2 separate regions of the Homo sapiens genome follow, and region 2 is linked to region 1. Evidence: read pairs that join two places in POLR2A ChIA-PET (ENCODE). Cell type or tissue: A673. All regions are shown on one strand. Links, peaks and the distances in the headings refer to the core of each region. The heading gives the core; the rest is flanking DNA. Region 1 overlaps THOC1 (THO complex subunit 1). Region 2 overlaps CLUL1 (clusterin like 1).

Evidence for each region. ChIA-PET counts read pairs that join two places held together with the same protein. Peaks named below come from ENCODE experiments on the same cell type or tissue, not always from the same donor. Only the 100,000 strongest peaks of a DNase experiment are listed, where the experiment ranks them.
Region 2: POLR2A ChIA-PET joins it to region 1 with 5 read pairs; 2 of 35 experiments call an interaction of 5 or more read pairs at or near these places.

Annotation. Positions count from the first base shown.
Region 1 is chr18:240,034-248,373 of GRCh38, forward strand. It overlaps THOC1 (THO complex subunit 1), which reads right to left. Exons shown (of 21, transcript NM_005131.3): 10 at 7,816-7,924; 11 at 6,291-6,422. Among named protein-coding and RNA genes, the nearest start is that of THOC1, 24 kb to the right of the region's middle. In A673, for the core only: no CTCF peak of the experiment used is centred there; no DNase peak of the experiment used is centred there.
Region 2 is chr18:619,111-627,450 of GRCh38, forward strand. It overlaps CLUL1 (clusterin like 1), which reads left to right. Exons shown (of 10, transcript NM_001393344.1): 4 at 103-251; 5 at 5,755-5,922; 6 at 7,987-8,340. LOC105371952 (a long non-coding RNA gene) reads right to left here. Exons shown (of 7, transcript XR_935082.4): 6 at 5,410-5,636; 7 at 1,542-5,097. Among named protein-coding and RNA genes, the nearest start is that of CLUL1, 26 kb to the left of the region's middle. In A673, for the core only: a CTCF peak has its summit at 5,083 (motif pointing right); a DNase peak (open chromatin) is centred at 5,081; H3K27ac peaks cover 378 bases.

The sequences.
Region 1 (8,340 bases), core at 291-8,290:
TGTTGTAAAAATAATGAGAGTTCTCATTTCTAGAGGATCTAAAATTTGTAATGGTCTTTCTGTTATAGTCAGTATTAATTTCTATTACTTTGGCTAATAAGAAGGTTGGGTGACTTCTTATTCTATCTCTGCTCTTTATCTTATCAAATAACTAGTCTCCTCTGCTAAGCCTTTCAGACTTTGCCTCTCTTCAAGATTAGGCTCCAAATTCAGAGCCTACTTTGGCAGTACATCTTCTGCACCCTGTCTTTGGTCTTTCCTAGAGGGCTGCTACTTGGTAGCATCAATCACTTTACTTTCTTATCTTGCTTGTATAACCATGGCTTGACTCACACACAGAGGTTATTCTAAAAATAACAATGGCAGAGTATGCTCTAAGTTTTGTAATATGCTCAATGATATTTAAAGAACTGTTCTATCTGTCAGGACCAGAGTTCAAAAATGTCAAAACAGAGGGTAGTTCATGCTTTCCGCCCTGAAGACCATTACAAGTCAATTTTACAATCATATGAAAAGGTTTTGGCTATAGTATTTACCTTTACAGGACGAGTGAAAGCACACCCATATGCTAAGACTGACATGACTGTCAGCAAAAGACTTCTAAAGCAGGGATCCCCAACCTTTTTGGCACCAGGGACTGGTTTCATGGAAGACAATTTTTCCACAGACCAGGGGTTATGGGGTAGAGGGAATGGTTTTGGGATGATTCAAGTGCATTACATTTATTGTGTACTTCATTTCTATTATTAATATATTGTAATATATAATGAAATACATATACAACTCACCATAATGTAGAATCAGTGGAAGCCCTGAGCTTGTTTACCTGCAACTAGAAGGTCCCATCTGGGGTTGGTGGGAGACAGTGACAGATCATCAGGCATTAGATTCTCATAAGGAGCACACAACCTAGATCCCTCATGATCAGTTTACAATAGGGTTCATGTTCCTATGAGAATCTAATGCTGCTGCTGATCTGATAGGAGACGGAGCTCAGGTGGTAATATGAGTGATGGAGAGCAGCTGTAAATACAGATGAAGCTTCGCTTGCTTGCCCACTGCTCACCTCCTGCTGTGCAACCCTGTTCCAGAGCTATCTAAAAGCCTCCCATGCCGAGAACAACTAATGAGATAAAAAAAAAAATTGTAGCATAGTGGTTAGCCTGCCCACTTGTTAACAGGAGGGTCTTGCTTCTGCCTTCATTTGCTCCTAGCTAGGCTATAGTATATCTTATAAGAGACCCACCTTAGCCGTTACTACATAAAGATTCAACCTCTCAAATGGACATAAAAAGTACAAAACATTTAAGGCAGAATGACTATATGGATAGTTTCTTACTGCCAGGAACTTTTTTTTAAAAAATGACCAAAAGTCCTAACTAGAGGCCTCTTCACACAATGCAGAGACCAAGCAAAATTGTGAATTTTCTTTTCTCCATGAAAATGAATGGCCTAATGACCACACTAGGGTCAACAGTACATAACTGTGGGTAACCTCACCCTGGTAACTGCTAGCCACTGAGTATTCCATCTGATCATTTTGGTCATTGAGTCTCAGATGGAAAGTGAGAAGTGTATTATTCTGAAGGACTGGGTAACCCTAAAGCCTATATCTAATTAGTGTTATTATACTCTTTTCTGTGAGAACTTAAAAGATCCAAAAATATATTCCTTTAACCATCATGGTAATACTCATGGTACTTAAACATTTTGAAATGTTGTTCTGCTTTTACATGCTACATAGTACAGAGGGAGGAATCCCTACAATACCAGTGCCTTTTATTTGGTATAAGTTGAACAATTAGAGGTAAAATCCTCCCTTAACATTTCTGAGTATGATCCTGGACTAACCTTAAAGAACAGATACTTTTCCACTGCATTAGAAAATAAGCAACCCAGGTGTATCAGCACTACATTTAGCAAGTAGTAACCCTGGATTATTTTGCTCTGCTAAAAAGGGAACTATACTGTTGGGCACTAGTATTCAGAATCACACTCCAGGTAGTACAAAAATGTGGCACTTTGTTTCTAGGGGAAACTTCTTTCTTTAAGAAGGAAGACACAATAATTTACAAAGACACCCATTTTATTTGTAGAACCTCTACCTACCTGTAGTTGCCACATGACTGGCCTATCTCCAACTATAAAGTTTATATCATCTGGCTGGGCGTGGTGGCTCACGCCTGTAATCCCTGCACTTTGGAAGGCTGAGGCAGGCAGATCACCTGAGGCTGCGAGTTCGAGACCAGCCTGGCCAACATGGCAAAAAACCTGTCTCTATTAAAAATACAAAAATTGGCCAGGCGTGGTGTTGGGCGCCTGTAATCCCAGCTACTTGGGAGGCTGAGGCACGAGAATCGCTTGAACCCAGGAGGTGGAAGTTACAGTGGGCCAAAAAAAAAGTGTCTCAAAAAAAAAAAAAAAGTTTGTATCATCCTTGCCAAGCATTGTTTCCGGACTATCCCTAAGGAAAAGTCTGACCAGATTCATGTAACAAAACACAATGCTTCTGGATAATATTCCCATTGGATGGGGTCACGGCTCTATTACAGAGATGAAAGATCTAACCTTGTAATGACAAGCACTTTTCTAAACCTGCTCACCAGTGAAATGATAGGCTAAAGAGTTATGCTCCAAATAATCATAGCTTTAGATTTCACTTTAGCTAGCTCTTACTGGCAAGGAATATGGCACCCATATCCCTGAAAAATCCAGACCTTTCTCATGACTTACCAAATCTATATCAAAAGTTGAAAGTAACATCAGGCCCAAAACTGGCATATATTTAGGTGTGAAGGCCTTTTTGGGAATCCTAGTATCAAAACACCATGTAAGGTACAGAGATGCTGGAAGGCTTCTTTCAGTGCAGCAGTAAAGCTTATAAAATGTTGCATATTTTCCATGATACACGTAATGCATTACAAATATTTTCACTTGTATATTAAGTAGTAAAAACTAAAAATACACCAAAAAATATGAAGAATGTACAAAGAGGACTGTAAATTTAAGACAAAGTTGTTGCTTAAGGGGCAACAAAGGGAAATGAAGATGCAAAACATTACATGCCTCACATTCTCTTTGGTACAATTTTGTGCCTTTTTCTTACTCCTATGGTAAGTTTTAAGCTTCTCAAAGCTGTTTTTACCTTCCTCGTGATGTGATATTAATTAATGAAATTTCAGTGCTTAATCCTGAAAGTTCATGTTCTAACTGCTGGTGAAAGCAAGTTCACAAAGAATCAGAAAAGGAGAGATACTATTAGAAAGCCAAGTGTGACAAAGTGAATGGAGAATGATATAAAAGCATCAATCCCATATTCCAATGTGGAGATTTCTCTGAAAATGTTTAATCCTGCTGTTTTTCATTACTAAAATGTCTTTAGAAATGCTATTTGTTCGGGAGGTGGAGGCAGGAGAATCGCTTAAACCCAGGTGGCAGAGGTTGCAGTGAGCCAAGACCACGCCATTGCACTCCAGCCTGGGCGACAGAGCAAAACTCCGTCTCAAAAAAAAATATATATATATATATCAATTAAGACATCCAGAGTTTTGAAATAGCTGTCATGTCCTGAGAAATGTGGACCTGTAACTCTTAAAAATACACAACTCTTACTGGTTGTTTTATTTTGTAACTTTTTTGCCCTGATAATATTAAACTGACACCTCTGCATTCTAAAAGTAGGTAACCTTGGGAAGGTTCTTTGTTAAGCAAGAAGAGCTTTGGGATTTTCTTACACATGAAGTAGAATAAAACTTTTGAATTCTTTAGTTAACCAAAAGGTTTCTATATTTGTTTCATTTAAATTAACAAATATAGCTGGAGTTTTAAAAATCCAATCTGATAAAGTCTTATTAGGTATATTAAATCAGTCTATACTTGTTATTACTGACCTATTTCTCTCCTCCTTTCTCTTCCTTTTTTCTGCCATTCGCTGGATTTATAAAGTGGTCTAGATTCCTCCCTGCCTCCCTTTGATCTCTGTTCTTTGAGAGCAACAAGTTGGTTTTCTTTTGGTGGTTACCCTTTTAATATACATGAAAAGGAATATTCAGTATTCCTTTCCTACTCCTGAAGATTACAAGGACTGCCATAATTTTAAATTACTCACTAAACATCTCTGCTTTCCCCTTCCATATTATTACTGTCATCTAGTTAAGTTCCACGTTAATAAAATTTTTTAATTAAAAAAATTTTAAATCATTCATGACTTTTTTGTGTTTATAGTCAATAGTAAATTTACTGTCATATTTTTCAATTTTTGTGCTCACCGTTGCCTTCTGTATCCCACTCCATTCTTATGGGTTCAATTTCCTTCCTCCTGAAGAACATCCTTGAGTAGTTTTTTTCAAAATGAGGGTCACTGAGTGGTAAGTTATCCTGGTCTTTAAATAAAAATGTCTTTCTTTCATCGACAGTCTTGAGTATATTTAACTCGGTATAAAATTCTAGATTGAATGTCATTTTTCTTTCAGCACTTTAATATTTCTCTACTGTCTTCTGGTATTAATGGTTGATATGTTAGAAATCTGCTAACAGTCAAACTGCTGTGCCTTCCCAGTATATTTGTCTTTCTTATCCCTTAGTGGCTTTTAGGTTTTCTCTGAATGCCCACAGTTATGGCATGATGTAATGAAGAGTAGATTTATCTTTCTTTATCCTGCTTGGCAGTTGTGACACACTTTTAAGCTGAGGATTTGAGATTTCCTTCAATTCTTTGCAATCCAGTTTCTCTACCATTCCCTCCATTTTCTTCTTTGGAAATCCTACTAGACAGATGTTGGAAATTCCCAATCTATTCACCATGGCTTTTAACTGCTCTTCCACTTAAAAAAAAAAAATCTGTCTGTGCTGCTTGCTGGATGAAGTTCTCATCACCTTCTTCAGTTCACTAGTTCTTTGTTCATCTATGTCCAGTGTATAGTTTAATTCTGTGTGCTGAGTTTTGGTTTCAATTATTGTATTTTTCATTCCCAAGACTCCCGATTAGTTGTATCGACTGTCCTACTTCATTTCAGCCTGCTTTTGTTTCATGATTTCTTGTTCCTTTTCAATGGATGTTATCTCATCGATTATCTTTTTGAGTATCCAAAACATACATAAAGTCTTGGTCAGGCTATATATTTCATCTGGAATAAATATATATATATATCCCAATAGTTGATTTTGCTGGTGATCCTTCTTAGCATTAGATTTATGGATTTTGGAATTTTAATTTATCAGAGTTTTGAACAGGAGCCTTTTCTTTTGGGATGTTTGTTTACTTCCTTTCCCCTCCCTCTCTGTGTACATCCTTCCCTGTCTAGCAGTTTTGCATCTGCTTCTACCAGGGCCCCTGAGTCCAAAAGTCTAGAAGAAGTCTTATGATGACTTCTTGGAGCAGCTGTTTCATAAGTATACTGAGCATATCACATATCTGGTCACTGAGCAAGCAGATGGACACAAAGCTGTCTTTGTTATCCCTAGGCTCACAACTTCCTATAAAACCATAGCCCTTGGCAGAAGACTGGCAATATTTTTTCTTAGTTTCTTCCCAAAACTGGATAAAAGTTCCACCCTAGTCCTTGGCTTCAAGAAGTGAATCTGGCTCTGGCCCCTTGTCCCACATGGTGCACATTTAGTCTCTGTTACTTGTAGCCAAATTCCTGGACACCACCACCTGCCTTGGATAGAGAGTCCAGCAGGCCCAGGCTGCAGTTTTGCTCACTACTTGGCATTTCTGGTCCATGAAGATATTTATCTTGTTTCTGGAAGCCCAGCCTTGTCTCTTTTGTTTTCTCGTTTATATTTTACCCGTCATTGCTATGTGTTTGGAGCAAAGGGAGTGAGTCGAAACATAAACTCAATGTGCCATCTTGACTAGAAACTTTACATAATCTTGTAGCATTATATTTGAATAAAATTTACTTTTTAAAATGTATAAATAAGATTAACAAGGAACTTTTAAACCCCTTACTTGCACCTAAATAATAATTATGAAATATTTTCATATACAAATTAAATCCTAACTTGACATTTAAAATATATAGACATGAAAGTAATTAAACTGCATTTATTCCAAAATTAGTTTACAAAACAGACTTAATGTAGAACTACTTTCACCTTTGAAACCAAATTAGTCCTACTTCTGAAAGGAAGAAATGGGACTTTCAAACTAACATTAATCAATCAGCTTTAACCCAAAGTAAAATAAGAAACATTTCTATTCAGTTTAACTTAGAAAGGCTGTCAGCTAAACGGAAATAAAACAAGACCATTTCTTATTATGCTTAATGAAAAAGAAAAACTTATACCTTTTCACTTGTTAAAAATTTTGCAAAATATACATGTTCTCCTCCTGTTTTCAATTCTTCCATCTTTTTTCTTGAGGCCTGAGTATCATCTAATTTATAACTCTTAAAAACAGCTAAAACTTCTTCAGAATACTGCAAAATAAAAATATTAGTTTTATTCGACATTGTTACCCAAATTTGTTTAGTGCTTTTCTGCATCAAAATGCCTAGAATTTACTCCCAGTCAATCATGTATGTAGACTGTATATTGCAAGGCACACTAACAATACAAATTATGATAGCAGAATGGGAGTTAAAACTATTTTGTATGATATTTCACTTGTTGCAAAAGTAGGTACAAGCTCCCTACTCCTAAAGAAATATAATTTCTTGGCCAGTGGTGGTGGCTCACGCCTGTAATCCCAGCACTTCGGGAGGCGGAGGGGGGCGGGTAACTTGAGATCAGGAGTTTGAGACCAGCCTGGCCAACATGGTGAAACCCCGTCTCGACTAAAAATACAAAAATTAGCCAGGTGTGGTGGCGGGCACCTGTAGTCCCAGCTACTCAGGAGACTGAGGCTGAAGAATCCCTTGAACCTGGGAGGCTCCGTCTCAAAAAAAAAAAAAAAAAAAACGAAGAAATATGATTTAAGAAGTCTGTGTAAGGGACAAATAGATTAGGGAACATTTTTAAGAGTGTACAGAAATTTACCAGTGAAATTGTTTAACCACCTGTGGAAACTCTTACGCATTTCTTGTGCTAAAAACTGAGCAAATAAATTCCACCAAATTCTGTCCAGTTAGAAGACAATTCCAGATTATTTCTCACTAACCACTTAATCTGAATTTGGATGGTGCTGCCCCCACAAAAAATTGCATATAAAACAAAAACTATTAAAAATAACATAACACACACCATGCTATTCTGAGAACTACCTATTTATCTTAGATTTTAATTATGACAAAAAAGGACAACTGATCTTTAAGTAGCCAAGAAAAATATAACAAATTCTTCTAAAACAGGATTGGCAAACTTTTTCTGTAAAGGACCAGAGAGTAAGTATTTCAGGCTTTGTGGCCTTTATAATCTCAGTTGCAACTACTCAGCTGTGCCATTATAGTGCAAAAACAGCCACAGGTAAGTGGATGGTCATGGTACTATTCCAATAAACCTTTGTTTATAAGCAGTAGGTTAGATCTGGCCCAGAGCCATGACTTGAGGACTTCTGTTTCAACAAGATAGCTAAAATAATTTTGTACAAAGATAGAATATATTCTGCAAAATATCAATTTATGTTAACAACACTCATTATATTCAAAAAAAGCAAGGCTGTAATGACGAACTTTTAAATATCCGATTCTTATATACTACTTCACAATATTAGTGGTTTAAATATTAATTTATAATTTCACTTGTTATGAAATTGGTATAAAAATGTAAGAGGCAGAATTACATAGTGAAAAGTATGTTAGACAAGATTAAGTTTTAGCTCTATCACTGTCTATAAAATACTGGGCTTCTGATAGTCTGTCAATGGCAACTTACCTTGAGAAAAGTTTTCCATGAAATCTTCTCATAGCATTGCACAGGGTTCCTGAAGTAATCCTGAAGTGACCAGAATTTTCGATACAGGTTGTAATCAATTGGAATAGAGCTAATAAAATAAACGTTATATTAAATAAATCATTCAAATTCTTTTACAAATATCTAAATATTCTTAACTTAGCTTTGGTCACAAACCGTTTTCAGAAGCTAATGAAAGTTATCAGAAAAGTACACATTCACAAATGCTTATATAAACTTTTACAAATCATTTTAGGGAACTCATAGACCCCAATAGACTCTTTATCTACACTGGTGGAGCCCCTGAATTTTGGAAGGACACATGGTTATTCAGAATTAAAGATTATGTTTCCCAACCAATCTTGCTGCTCGCATGGTCATGTGATTAAATTCTGGCCAATCAGTTGAGAGCGGAAGTCATATGTGCAACTTTTGGGCCATATTTTATCACTGGCCTTTTCCTCTTCCTGCTGGCTAGAATGCAGATGTGAGCGTGAGCCACCTTGC
Region 2 (8,340 bases), core at 235-8,234, 380 kb after region 1:
GAGAACAATTAAGCCTCTCTTTTGGAGACATGAAAGGTTGGTGAACTTGGTGTTTTGTAATCTGATCAGATCTCAAAGAAAAAATTGCCACATGTCTTTTAGGTTTTTCTGAGGTGGGGGAGATAGATGCAGATGAAGAGGTGAAGAAGGCTTTGACTGGTATTAAGCAAATGAAAATCATGATGGAAAGAAAAGAGAAGGAACACACCAATCTAATGAGCACCCTGAAGAAATGCAGAGAAGAAAAGCAGGTACAGTCATTGAAAATAATGTCTGTTCTTACACAGATCTGGACCAGAAATACTGCACTTGTTAGTGCGATTGATGAATTACTTATTTTCCTTAGTAATAAATTTCATGGGTAGCTGCTTTTATTTGAGGAAAAGTTTAAGGGAAGCTTCAGATTTCCTTGAAGAACATATTTCGTGTAGGATAGGCTTCTGCAAGACTCCAACCCGGAATCTGGGGGATTCATCTCTGTTTAAGTGCTGCTTTCTCAAAAATAGATTATTCTTGGTCTCTTCTGAGTTAGGATATTGAGTCAAAAGTATTTGAAGAGTTTTTTTTTTTACTAGATCAGTGGTCTCCAGAGTTTTTGTTTTTTGTTTTTTGTTTGTTTCTGTTTTTGAGACAGAGTCTCGCTCTGTCACCCAGGCTGGAGTTGATCCCGCTCATTGCAACCTCCACCTCCTGGGTTCAGGTGATTCTCCTGTCTCAGCCTCCCTAGTAGCTGGGATTACAGGCTCCTACCACCACGCCTGGCTAATTTTTGTATTTTTAGAAGAGACGGGGTTTCACCATGCTGGCCAGGCTGGTCCCGAACTCTGGGGCTCAAGTGATCCACCTGCCTCAGCCTCCCAAAGTGCTGGAATTACAGGCATGGACCACCGTGCCTGGCCCAGAGATTTTTGGTCTCTCATTCCTATGACTAAAAAATTTGTTACCACTCACTCCTAAATATATGCATATTCATTTACTTATGAATTAGATACATGAATTGCTACCATTGATATCTCAAGGCACAATATGTATTTAAGGTGAGATTCATCATTAGCGAGTGTGGATATAAGTCCACATTTCAAATAATCTTCTAGATATTTTGAAACTTTTAGCCGACTTGCCAGATCTGATTAGATCACCATAGTTTTCCCTTGTCACTTGGCCAATAAAGAGCTCATAATGATCAAGTGTCAGCTCTGCCATTTGCTTTTGGTCCGCTTGAGCTTAAATTATTCATTTTTAAAATCTGCCAAGTTTTTTTTTTTTTCAAGAATCTTGTTAAGCCTCCTGTCCATTTAGTGAAGGTTACTTTAGTTAAAACTAGATAATAAAATCCATCAGTCTACCTGAGTTCTCTTACATGGCAACTCATTACAATTGGGTGCATGTGAACAGAGCAAGGGAACTATAGTTGATTCTTCTGGAATGTAGAGGATCCCCTTTTCCCCAAGGTCATCACATACAGTTGGGCACACACAGTATCTGACATATGCATCTCAAGAGAGTACCATGTATATCCAATAATGCATCAGCCTAATCACTTTTTCAAATTCAAATAGCTTTATTTAACAGCTATAGCTTGAATTACATATTTTATCAATGGAGAATACATATTATATTCAAATGTCTTTGGAAGATGTAAAAAATTGTTCATATGCCACAGTATAAAGTTCAGTAAATTTCTAAATTATAGACATTGAATAGCTTGCAGTTTAATGACATTAATAATTAACATCACACTCAAAACAATGACTTTTTTAAAAAAGGTTATCTTCAAACATTACCCTTAAATCAAAGAGGAAATTAAAACTGTAACAAAAATAATTTGGAAAATATTTTCAATTTTAATGTTGAGAGTAAATTACTTTTTAAATTTATTTTTATTTTTTGAAAAATGTTAAGTTGTAAAATACATATAACAAAATTTACCATCATAACCATTTTTAAGTGTAACGTTCAGTAGTGTTAAATACATTCATACTGTTGTGCAACCAATCTCCAGAATTATTTTCATCTTGCAAAAACTGAAAGTCTATACATATTAAACAATGCCCCATTCCCCCCACCCCAGTCAGATTTTTAATTTAAAAATACAAGTGGAAGTTCTAATATTTTCTATCTATCCCTCTATCTATAAAGTTGGGGGCCACTGAATTCCAGATTGCTGCTTACATCTTTTTACTTCTGAGGATCATGGCCTCTGGGAGTCCGTTAAGCAACTGGAGCCGGGTAGTGTGACAGGCTGACCCCAAAGCTGTGTGTCAGCGTCACCGGACTGGTTGATGTTGCAGCCTCACCTACTGCCCTGAGTCAGTCAGGGTTCTGGCAAGGAAAGGAGAATGCCTGACCAGCAGCTGCAAACCCTTCTCCCTTTTGGCAGCAATCAAAAGATTTTGAGGAAATCTAAAATAGCTCCTCATCAGGAAAATGTGGAAGCCCCTCCAGCTGGGATCTTCCCTGGTGGGCTTGTGAGCCTGGCCATCTGGGAATAGAGACACTAGATAGCACTCATACACTCTTCACAAAACACATTATCACATGGAATGTTTTGAACATCTGGGTAAACCACTACTTTCATTTTATAGCTAAGAAAACTGGGGTTTGAGATGTTTGTTAATTAACATGTTACTCCAACACTGTAATGAATGAACTGAGATAAAGTCAGCAGATGTGTGCACGGGGGACCCAGTGATTTTCCGCTTTTCTCACTTCCCTGAACCTCCTGGCAAGGAGGACAGGGTATACAGCTTTAACAAGAATATTCCACTTTGGGTGGGTCAAGTAAGCAAATGTGGATTTCACTTCTGGCCCTGAAGAATCCAAGCAACTAGTAGAATTTTTGTTTATTCTTAAAAATCTTATTGTACAAAAATTCATTGAATTATACTCTTAAGTTTGAGGCACTCAATTAGAAAGTTAATCGGAAAAAAAAAATCTGTTTAACCCTGAGTATCCCTCCCTAAAATTACTTAAAGCCTAGAATAAAGGTCAGTTTAGACAAATTATGAATTGGCAAATATGGTGTTAGCAACCCTAGTCTCCCAGTATTGAGCCCCACCCATTCTCAAGAGTACTGCTCAGTGGTGACCCAGCATCCTCACTGTCCCCTTCCTCCACCCCTCCTTATTAATATTTAGTGAGACTATCTGAAACTTATTAAGTAGGAAACCCTAGAGAAGGTTAGAGTGACTTGACCTCCAAATCAGGTTTTATTTGTATGTGTTTTTAATGAAATGGGGTCTTGCTATGTTGCTCAGGCTGGTCTTGAACTCCTGGGCTCAAGGGATCCTCCTGCCTCACTTCCCGAGTAGCTGGGATCACAGGCACTAGCCACCATGCCTGGCTCAATGCCAGGTTAATATAGCGCTTTTGATAAACTGTCATCTATAGGAATAGAGTTATAAGCGTGAATCTGCCAGTTGGTACAATGTCTAGCAGGAAACGGAAGGCGTCGATAGGATATTCCTTAGGAATGTTTACTAGACAGAGGTCTACTTCTTCCATGGCAATGTTTCACTTCCAAAACTTGGGACCTGTGATTTGGTAACTGTTTTTTGTCCTGCTTCTGGGCAGTGAATGGAAGGAAGCCTGAGAGATACTAGTTATTATACTGGACTAGTTATAATAACAGATGTCTTGCCTATGATAATGGATACTAGGTATAATAATAGATGCCTTGCTTGTTTAGCTCATTTAATGCAAAGACCTTGAGAAGTAGATACTGTTATTCCTATTATTCTTATTTGCAAATGAGGAGACTAAGGCTTATATGTATTAAGTAATTTGCCCAAGGGTACACAGCCACTGTAGTTTGGAATTGGGAATATTAGGATTTTGGCTTATGAGGACAATGAGCAGAATATGTAAAATTGGGACTGATTGAGAAAATCCTGGAGGTATTGTTACTTGCCTTGGAGAAACAACTTTTTTTTTTTTTTTGAGACAGAGTCTTACTCTTGTTGCCCAGGCTAAAGGACAATGGCACGATCTTGGCTCACTGCAACCTCCGCCTCCTGGGTTCAAGCGATTCTCCTGCTTCAGCCTCTGAAGTGGCTGGGATTACAGGCACCCACCATCATGACCAGCTAATTTTTGTATTTCTAGCAGAGACAGGGTTTTACTATGTTGGCCAGGCTGTTCTCAAACTCCTGACATCAGGTGATCCACCCGCCTCAGCCTCCCAAAATGCTGGAATTACAGGTGTGAGCCACTGCACCCTGCCGAAAAACAACCACTTTAAGATGTAAGATTCAGCCAGGTGAGGTGGCTCATGCCTGCAATCCCAGCACTTTGGGAGGTCAACCTGGGCAGATCACTTGAGGCCAGGAGTTCGAGATCAGCCTGGGCAAAATGGTGAAACTCCGTCTCTACTAAACATACAAAAATTAGCCCGGCATGGTGGCACGCACCTGTACTCCCAGCTACTGGGGAGGCTGAGGCAGGAGAATCTCTTAAACCTGGGAGATGGAGGTTGCAGTGAGCTGAGATTGCACCACTGCACTCCAGCCTGGGCGACACAGCCAGACTCTGTCTCAAAAAAAAAAAAAAAAAAAAAAAAAGATGTAAGATTCCAAAATTGTTCTACAAAGTCCAAGGACACACACACACTCCTGTCTGGGTCAAAATGTATATTGGCAAGCTGGGGCCCTGGCAGTTTTCTTACGTGGATCATACCAAATGCTACGTGGCTTAGCAGCCAAACTTTACAATGAGGACAACTGACAAATCCTAGCCAGGCAGAGAAGATGTGGAAGATTGTCAGTGCCCAGGTGATTCTTTGGGCTTAATACTCCAGGAAAGGGTCATTTCCATTAGCTCTGAGGCTGTCTTCTTATGGCCAGATCCACTATACTCACTTCATTCCCCTGCACGATATCTCGGCATGGAGGGGGCTGGGGTTCAGAAGTCCACACTTGCAGGGAAGCCAGAGGTTTGGGCAGGGGCACAGGAAGAAAGGTCTGTTGCACCATGGTGCTGACCCGTGAGGCACTCCAGGGGCAGGGCTGAGGCTCGCAGGGACAGGTGCCACTGCTGCTGGGCTCCTCACCACCCAGAGCAGGACTTGGCCAAGTACAGCAAGCACCACAAGGGGGAGCACTGGGAATATAAACAAGAAGAACAAAGCTTGTTTATATTCCCATTTATATTTATTTAATATTACATTATATATAAATATATTTATTATATTACATTCTAATTGCAGAGATGCCATCCTGCGTCTCGGCAATTACAATGTAACTCAACGGGAACATTTAACTTGACATACAAGAATTGTACTTTCTTGCAATGTTTAAGGATATACAACAATTAAAGACAGCATAAATGAAAGAATTAAAATGTACCAGCTTTATAAACTGTAAAGCCCACTTTCCCCATGCACCAGTGGATGAGAATTGAAGACAGACTTACCGGTAAATAGGTAAATCACAGTTGTTCCCAGATCGGGATGGCATCTTCATTGTCAGGTCACCCACACCTAGAGTAATGTCTGTCACATAGCAAACACTCAGTAAATACTTATTGAACAAATGAATGAACAGATGAATAAGATTTACAGTCTTCAATAGGAATCAATCAGTGCTCTTTTCTTAAACTAAACAGAAAGCTTTGGGGGAGATCTGACAGCTGCGAGGCACCTGAAGGAGAAAGAATGAAAAAGCAGTTTAGAATGTATACATTTCAAAGGGTGAAATCAACTAAGGTGCACATAGATTATGAAATGGAAATTGGACTTTTGTTTCTACTTTTAACTAGGAGGCCCTGAAACTTCTGAATGAAGTTCAAGAACATCTGGAGGAAGAAGAAAGGCTATGCCGGGAGTCTTTGGCAGATTCCTGGGGTGAATGCAGGTCTTGCCTGGAAAATAACTGCATGAGAATTTATACAACCTGCCAACCTAGCTGGTCCTCTGTGAAAAATAAGGTAAGAGAAAAAGAGAGCTCAAGATTTCACAGTTCTTGAGGCACCTATTTCAGCTTACTTTTTTATTAATTTATGTTAATATTTAGAACGGAGATGCCTGATCTGATAGGGGCCTTTTGCTTTCTAGAATCTAATACTAATGTTTACATACCATCACCTGTGTATACGCAATTTATAAGGTAGAGCACCCATTCAGTGGTCACTGAATGCATCTCTTAAAATATCCTGGCTTTCTGCCTTGTATTTGTTATTTGTGAACATGTTCCCACTAGATAGTAAGCTCTTTGAGGGCAGGGATCATATCTTATTTGTCTTCACTTATGCATTGGTGGCATCCAGTAAATGTTTACCAAATTGCATTTGGAATCATAGCATTGCAGTCTCTGATTTCAATCCACATTAATTTTTCCTTCTGGAGGCCAAATATTTAAAGATACTCTCTGCCTCCCAAATCTTACCTTCAACATGCTTGCCTCCTTATGCATAACACACACACACACACACACACACACACACACACACACACACCCCTTCATGTCCCCTTTTGCCCTACCCATGTATGTAGGACTGGCATGTTTTCTTTTTTGTACCCTTTGGTTATCTTCTGAGCAGAGGGATCACAGAGGGTGGTGACCTGAATAGGATGAGCTCTGCCCCACTAACGGCTCCAATTAAGCTAGATTTTTCTCCCCCTTCAAGAAGTGAGCTGAATACAAAATTGAGTGGAATTTCACGCTCCATATTAGAGCACATACTAATTAGGGTATGCTCCTGGCTTGGCAATGCCGTACTCAATTACAAAGGGAGCAACTACTAAGATAATGAATGCGCCAAGTTAATTTGCCTCCACTATTAATTGCATCTGCTCTATTTTTAGAGCTACTGTCGCCTGCTAATACACCAGAATATGGTGTAATCAGCACCAGCAGGAAGTCAGGAGATATGGGGACCATTCCCATCTGGGTCAGTTGTGTGATCTTATGAACATTTCTTGGGGCTTTAAAGGTTTGTTTTTGTGGATGAAGAGTCAAGTAAACAGAAGCTGGTAGAGGGAGAGGCAGACAATCCACCCAAATTCTTTTCTTTATTTTTTTTCATGAGACAGGGTCTGGCTCTTTTGCCCTGGCTAGAGGGCAGTGGTGCCATCTTGGCTTACTGCAGCCTCCACCTCCTGGGTTCAAGTGATTCTCCTGCCTCAGCCTCCTGAGTAGCTGGGATTACAGGCGCCCACCACCACGCCTAGCTAATTTTTGTATTTTTAGTAGAGACAGGGTTTTACCATGTTGGCCAGGCTGGTGACCTCAGGTGATCCACACACCTTGGCCTCCCAAAGTGAAAACTTGACCTTTTTAGGCTATTGGTGGGCAATGTAAACCAGGAGAAATTTCAGATCCTGTTTCCATAGGCAAAGGCAAAGTCAGGTATAAGAGGGTTAAGAAATTATCTTAAAGTTAATTGCCTCATACTAGCTTGCCCAGAATTATTCTTGATTTGAAATGACTACTGTAAGTTGACTTTAAAATTTGCAATAAGAAATGGTCCAGGGCCGGGTGCAGTGGCTCACCCCTGTTATCCTAGCACTTTGGGAGGCCAAGGCATGTGGATTACCTGAGCTCAGGAGTTCGAGACCAGCCTGGGCAACACGGTAAAACCCTGTCTGTACTAAAATACAAAAAAAATTAGCCAGGCATGGCGGTGTGCAACTGTAATCCCAGCTACTCGGAAGGCTGAGACAGAAGAATCACTTGAACCCAGGAGGCGGAGGTTGCAGTGAGCCGAGATGGTGCCATTGCACTCCAGCCTGAGTGACAGAGCAAGACTCCATCTCAAATAAGAAAGAAAGAAAGAAAGAAAGAAAGAAAGAAAGAAAGAAAGAAAGAAAGAAAGAAAGAAAGAAGGAAAGAAGGAAAGAAGGAAGGAAGGAAGGAAGGAAGGAAGGAAGGAAGGAAGGAAGGAAGGAAGGAAGGAAGGAAGGAAAGAAAGAAAGAAAGAAAGAAAAGAAAGAAAGAGTCGAGAAAGAAAATAATTTTTTATTCCATTTCTGTCCCCTACTCTACTCCACAGATTGAACGGTTTTTCAGGAAGATATATCAATTTCTATTTCCTTTCCATGAAGATAATGAAAAAGATCTCCCCATCAGTGAAAAGCTCATTGAGGAAGATGCACAATTGACCCAAATGGAGGATGTGTTCAGCCAGTTGACTGTGGATGTGAATTCTCTCTTTAACAGGAGTTTTAACGTCTTCAGACAGATGCAGCAAGAGTTTGACCAGACTTTTCAATCACATTTCATATCAGATACAGACCTAACTGAGCCTTACTTTTTTCCAGCTTTCTCTAAAGAGCCGATGACAAAAGCAGATCTTGAGCAATGTTGGGACATTCCCAACTTCTTCCAGCTGTTTTGTAATTTCAGT